Regions from separate parts of the Homo sapiens genome. Here region 1 is linked to region 2. The links are chromatin loops, found by intact Hi-C in ENCODE. Cell type or tissue: ovary. All regions are shown on one strand. Links, peaks and the distances in the headings refer to the core of each region. The heading gives the core; the rest is flanking DNA. Region 1 overlaps SFXN2 (sideroflexin 2). Region 2 overlaps WBP1L (WW domain binding protein 1 like).

Region 1 (2,903 bases), core at 254-2,753, 80 kb after region 2:
ACCAACCATGGCCAACATGGTGAAACCCCATCTCTACTAAAAATACAAAATGAGGCCAGGCGCGGTGGCTCACGCCTGTAGTGCCAGCACTTTGGGAGGCTGAGGCGGGCGGATCACAAGGTGAGGAGATTGAGACCATCCTGGCCAACATGGTGAAACCCCGTCTCTACTAAAAATACAAAAATTAGCTGTGCGTGGTGGCACGTGCCTATAATCCCAGCTACTCGTGAGGCTGAGGCAGGAGAATCGTTCAGGGAGTCGGAGGTTGCAGTGAGCCGAGACTGCACCTCTGCACCCCAGCCTGGCGACGGAGTGAAACTCCATCTCAAAAAAAAAAAAAAAAATGAGCTGGGCATGGTGGCAGGCACCTGTAATCCCAGCTACTCTGGAGGCTGAGGCAGGAGAATCACTTGAACTGGGAGGCGGAGGCTGTGGTGAGCCGAGATCGTGCCACTGCACTCCAGCCTAGACAACAAGAGTGAAACTCCATCTCAAAAAAAAGAAAAAAAAAAAAGTTAAAAACCAGATCCAGCCAGAGGAGAGCTTCCTAATAACCCAGCTGGCAGGAAGAGAAAGTCTGTTGTTGCTCCCCCACCTTCTCTTCAAGGCAGTGCTTGCTCCACTGGGAGGGAGCAACCTTATTCCTGTCCCTGGCTTCTCCTGCCCCTCGCAGATCTGTTTTCGTTTGTCAGAATTCACCAGGGTTAAGAGGCCCAGCCTTTAGGCTGATGGACACTTGTCCTCAGACAGGTGCTGCCCTTCCTGCCCCTTCCCTGTCTCCTTCTGGACAGCAGGCAGATCAGGGAGCGCGCTGGCAGCATGGTCAATTAAACCAAGTAAGGAATGAACAGCAGATACCATTTCTGTGGGAAAAGCCCACACGCCACTGGCACCATGAAGATGAGGCTGCAAGAAAGGAGAAACCAAAGCATCAGGGGACATCTCCCCACAGGCCCGTCCATCCCCCATCCCCAAGGGAAAGGAGCAATGCCCAGGCACCTGGCCTGCCTTCCCAGCTGGCACCATATCCTCTCCCTCCAACCCTCCTCCTGTTCCCGCAGTGCGAGGATACTCATTCTGGCAGGGGGATAAAACCAGTACCCTCCTGACCCCCATCACTCATTCCCACCCTTACTGCATTGTTCAAGCAGAGGAAGAAGACAATGAAGTAAACAGGGACTGTGAGCAGCAGGCCTAAGGAGCACAGGCACTGCTGGCATCGAGCGAAAGGAGCGACGAGGAGGGAGAGGAGAAACTTGGAGGGGGAGGAGCAACATGGAGGGGGAAGAGCGACATGGAGGGGAGGAGCATCATGGAGGGAGAGGAGGGACATGGAGGGGGAGGAGCGACATGGAGGGACAGGAGCAACTTGGAGGAACAGCATGGAGGGTGGGGAGCGACTTGGAGAGGGAAGAATGACTTGGAGGTTGAGGAGCAACTTGGATGGGGAGGAGCGACTTGAAGGGGGAGGAGTGACTTGGAGGGAAGGAACTACTTGGAGTAGGAAGAACTACTTGGACAGGGAGGAGCAACATGGAGAGGGAGAAGGACATGGAGGGGAGGAGCAACATGGAGAGGGAGGAAGGACACAGAGGGGAGGAGGGATGAGGAGGGAGAGGAGCAACTTGGAGGGGGAGGATTGACTTGTATCGGGAGGAGTGACCAGGATGGGGAGGGGCACTTTGGAGTGGGGGAGGGGCACTATGGAGGGGGAGGAGTGAGTCTGTGGATTCTGAGACCTGCTTCTTTATTGGTTGAACACCTGGGCTGTCAGAGCACAGTGAAAGGCAGTTTCTCCAGCTTCACTGTGCATATAACTTCAGGAGCTTATTAAAATGCCAGGTGCCAACTGAGGGGGTCTGGGGAAGGACTTCAGAGTCTTTACTTCTAACAAGTTATCAGAGGATGCCAACGATGCTGGCATGGACCAGGGTTTGGGAGGCAAGGTCTTACAGGACGCGGGACTCTGACAGACCTGGGTTGGTATCCCAGTTTTACCACTTACTAGCTGTGCCATCTTGGACAAGTTACCTCAGAGACACAGAGGGAGGACAACCTACTTTTTAGGGCTACTGCAGACCACTTTGCAGTGCCTACTTTGCAGGGTTACTGTGAGGATTCAATGAGATATGTATGTAAAGCACCCAGCCCATGGTAACTACTCAATTAGCAGAAGTTGGTATAGCATAATGTTAGACTGTTGATCAAATCTCAGCTCCAGCAGTTACCAGCTATATACCCTTGGGCAAGTTTCTTACTCTGTCTAAGTCTCAGTTTCTTCATTTGTAAAAGGAGATGATAATAATATGTAGATTTCTAAGGCTGGGAGAATTAAGTGAAATTATAGATATGAAACACTGGGTTCAGTGGGGACACAGAGAAAATATACAGTCAGTGTTAGCTGTTAGTGATGCTGTCATTAGTCTCGTGGCCCTGAAATGCATGGTGAACGCTAGGACATCTCCAGTTAATGGCAGATACCTAAGAACCCTGACGTGACTGGTGGCATTTCCCTCCTGTGTGAGTCTGGGACACATGACAGTCCCAGCCAAAGCTATGTCTCCTCGTTCTTATCTCTTCTGTAAAACTGCTCCAGACAGCCAGGCGCAGTGGCTCATGCCTATAATCCCAGCAATTTGGGAGGCCGAGGCAGGTGGATCACTTGAGGTCAGGAGTTCGAGACCAGCCTGGCCAACATGATGAAATACAAAAATTAGCAAGGCATCATGGTGCGTGCCTGTAATCCCAGCTACTCAGGAGGCTGAGGCAGGAGCATTGCTTGAACCTGGGAGGTGGAGGTTGCAGCGAGCTGAGGCTGCGCCATTGCACTCCAGACTGGGCGACAGAGCGAGACTCCATCTCAAAAAAAAAAAAGCAAAAAACAAAAAAATTGCTCCAGACTT
Region 2 (2,903 bases), core at 95-2,594:
TGAACCTGGGAGGCAGAGGCTGCGTGAGACAAGATCGCGCCACTGCACTCCAGCCTGGGCGGCAGAGTGAGACTGTGTCTCAAAAAAAAGCCATGTTTTAGCAACAGGGTATCTGACAAAACTTGTCTCTGCTTTCTCGGGATCTGATTTTAGCCTGTTTGTGGGACTTTCCAAAGTATTCCAAACATCAGGAACACACCCTGACAGAGAGAGGGGAGGACTCCTCAGAACAGAGTGTGGACCCAGCAGCACTGTCCAGCTGCCCTTGGCCCTGTGGTTTCTCTTTGGCCCAGGGCCCTATCCTCAATGACTGTGTGACAACCTCTCAGTCTCTGTGTGGAGAAAAGTGCTTGTGGTTTAGGATCTTGAGGTGCAATTTCCTGAAGACTGAGGAAGAAGAAGAGGGAACAAAGTGCAGCAAGAAAGAGCAGTAGCATTTTTGGGATCAATTTTTATTTGGGCTTCTCACAGTGGTTAGAGCCACTCTGTCTTCAGAACAATCACAGCACAGGAAATGCGTCACTGAGACTGCCCAGAAAAGTCTGACCAGCTGAATCTTATTGCTTAAAATACACATATTCACAATAACTGACAAAGGGTAACGTGCCTCACACAGGAATGTGTTCGCATTTGCAAATCTTCTGACTGGCTGTAGCACCAAACCCTCCACCGACCCCGTCTCATTCACGTGGAAAGCCAGCCTCAGTCACATCTCCCTGGCCCCCTAACGATTCCTTCAGCTCCCTATTAAATCTCTCTCTGAGCAGGGCAGCATCCTGTAGCGGGGGCCAAACTGTGACCTGGGAACCAAGCCCAGCTCCGCAGGTTGCATTTCCGTCTTCTCGTGCCTTTAGGATAGGACGCTGCAGTGAGTCCCACAGTTAACACTTGCCCAGTTCCCCACTCTAACTGGGGAAAGGAACTTGAGAGGCTCAGAACTCATCCATTTGATCTGTTAACTGAAAAAGGATTCATTTTGGTAAAACTTGTTCGCCTTTGAGACACTTCAGTGAGTTATTTGGGATTCTTAAAAAATAAAAAAAGGTGGAAGGAAAGGCATCTGAGGGGCTGTGACACACTCCGGCTACCTCTGGCCACACGCCAGCTTGCTTGTGCCTGTTGGACTCACCAGAGGCAGGCAGGCCCTGCGGCTCCTCTAGAGCCTGCAAAGCCTCCTCCTGGCAATTCTGGGCAGGGCCGATGTCTGGGCCACAGCTAGTCCAAGCCTGTCATTGAAGACCCAGTCAAGCTTCTGTCTGAAATTCCACCTTCTTCTGTCCCAAGTGGTTGTGGACACCCCCGGGCGCTGGTACTGAGGACCAGCAGCAGCCGAGGGAGGCAGACAGGCTCAGAGCACGCTTCCATTTATAGGGAACAGAACGCAGGCCTCCGAGTGTCCACGGAGCAATGTGCAAATCGCAGTGATGAGTAGAGTAAAACCTCTACTTCGAGCACAGTATCTCTGGCAAACACAGGGGACTGCAGTCGACAATGCTGCGGAGTACACCCGAGTACACAGTCAGACATTTGTTCGGTAAACAGTAAATGCGTAAGATCAATGACCTTGAGAGGCCTGTCTGTGCTCCAGACGTGTGGTTCACGTGGAGAGAATGGCTGCCACTCAAAGTATCTTCACAGGAAAACAGGGCTTGAGGCACACACACAACAGACAGACACACACGGCTCACCCAAAAAGTCACTGTGTACGGACTTAACTTTGTTCAACATGGATTTTGGTTTTGTGGAATCTAAATGCAGACACTCGTTTACCTCACACCCTTGGATTTGTCTGTTTTTGGACATATATATATATATTTTGTTTGTTTCTTTCTTTCTTCCATAACATCAATGCTTCGTCTGAATATCATCATCGTTCAAGAGTTGGGGGAAGAAAGACTTCATATGCACAGGGCCGGGTGGGGAATGTTTGTTTTGGCTGTTTGCTGCCTCCATTCAGATTTTCCTATCGCAGCTCAGCTGGTGACCTGAAGGCGAGCAACAGGCACAAGGGTCCCCAGGGCCTTCCGGATGGCTGCTTTCACCTCCTGCCTGGGCCACCGAGTCTCTACACAGAAAAATGAGTCACCCGACTCAAAAGGGGTGGGGGTAGAGGCAGGGACAAGGCATGAAAACCACAGATAACCAAGGTGTTTCTTCCAAGTGGTCAGTTTAAAACAAACAACTGCCACCAAAAAAAAAAAAAAAACCCCACAAAAAATATTTATTCAGAATCAAAGATAAAATACTGTGTGAGAGCCAGGCTACAGGGGCCCTTTCTCTGGGGCCATCGCTTCCTCAGTCCGCTGTCTGTTTCCTCATACGGAACAGTGAGACTTGAAGGCCCGCAGGGTGTGTGCTTGCGATGCAGGCTGACACGGGTCACCTGTGAACACAGACCAAAGGGCAGAGAGGCAGAGAGCTGCACCTCTATCCACTGCTGCGGCTTAGGGCCTCCTGCTCACAGAGGTTCCAAGACAGCCGCCACCCCAGCCTTCACACGAGACATCTTCTGGCTCAACAGCAGGCAGGCTCTTTGAAGGCCAACTTGGGAAAGAGCCACAAACGTCATTTTCCAGAAGAGAATTCTTGCCTGCCCACCGGTGAAGTTCTTGTTTTCAGCTGTCTTTTGCTGTTTGTTTTTAGAGAAAAAAACAAACAAACAAAGAAAAGGCAGTATAACCTTTCACACCAGAACCAGCCTGCGGCCAGCCAGAGCCTGCGGGGAAGAGGCCCCTCAAGGACGCATGGGGTGCATAGATCTTGTCACCTGGAATTTGACAGATCAACAAGCCCCTACCAACCTATCATACAACGGCCCAGTAGCTCTCATCCTCCCACAGGATTAGCTCAATGCTGGCTTGGCAGACACTGGCAGCCCAATGACAAGCCCTGGGCCTCTGTGG

The links. A loop is a pair of places that touch in the nucleus more often than their neighbours do. Peaks named below come from ENCODE experiments on the same cell type or tissue, not always from the same donor. Only the 100,000 strongest peaks of a DNase experiment are listed, where the experiment ranks them.
Region 1: a loop joins it to region 2, with 2.6 times the contacts of the local background. A loop is called at or near these places in 48 of 110 quality-filtered maps.

Annotation. Positions count from the first base shown.
Region 1 is chr10:102,733,865-102,736,767 of GRCh38, reverse strand. SFXN2 (sideroflexin 2) reads right to left here. Exons shown (of 12, transcript NM_178858.6): 11 at 859-906. Among named protein-coding and RNA genes, the nearest start is that of WBP1L, 8.6 kb to the left of the region's middle. In ovary, for the core only: no CTCF peak of the experiment used is centred there; a DNase peak (open chromatin) is centred at 1,347.
Region 2 is chr10:102,813,796-102,816,698 of GRCh38, reverse strand. It overlaps WBP1L (WW domain binding protein 1 like), which reads right to left. Exons shown (of 4, transcript NM_001083913.2): 4 at 437-2,903. Among named protein-coding and RNA genes, the nearest start is that of CYP17A1-AS1, 17 kb to the left of the region's middle. RefSeq lists an enhancer at 746-1,279. In ovary, for the core only: no CTCF peak of the experiment used is centred there; DNase peaks (open chromatin) are centred at 257, 675, 1,118, 2,406 and 1 weaker place; H3K27ac peaks cover 2,419 bases.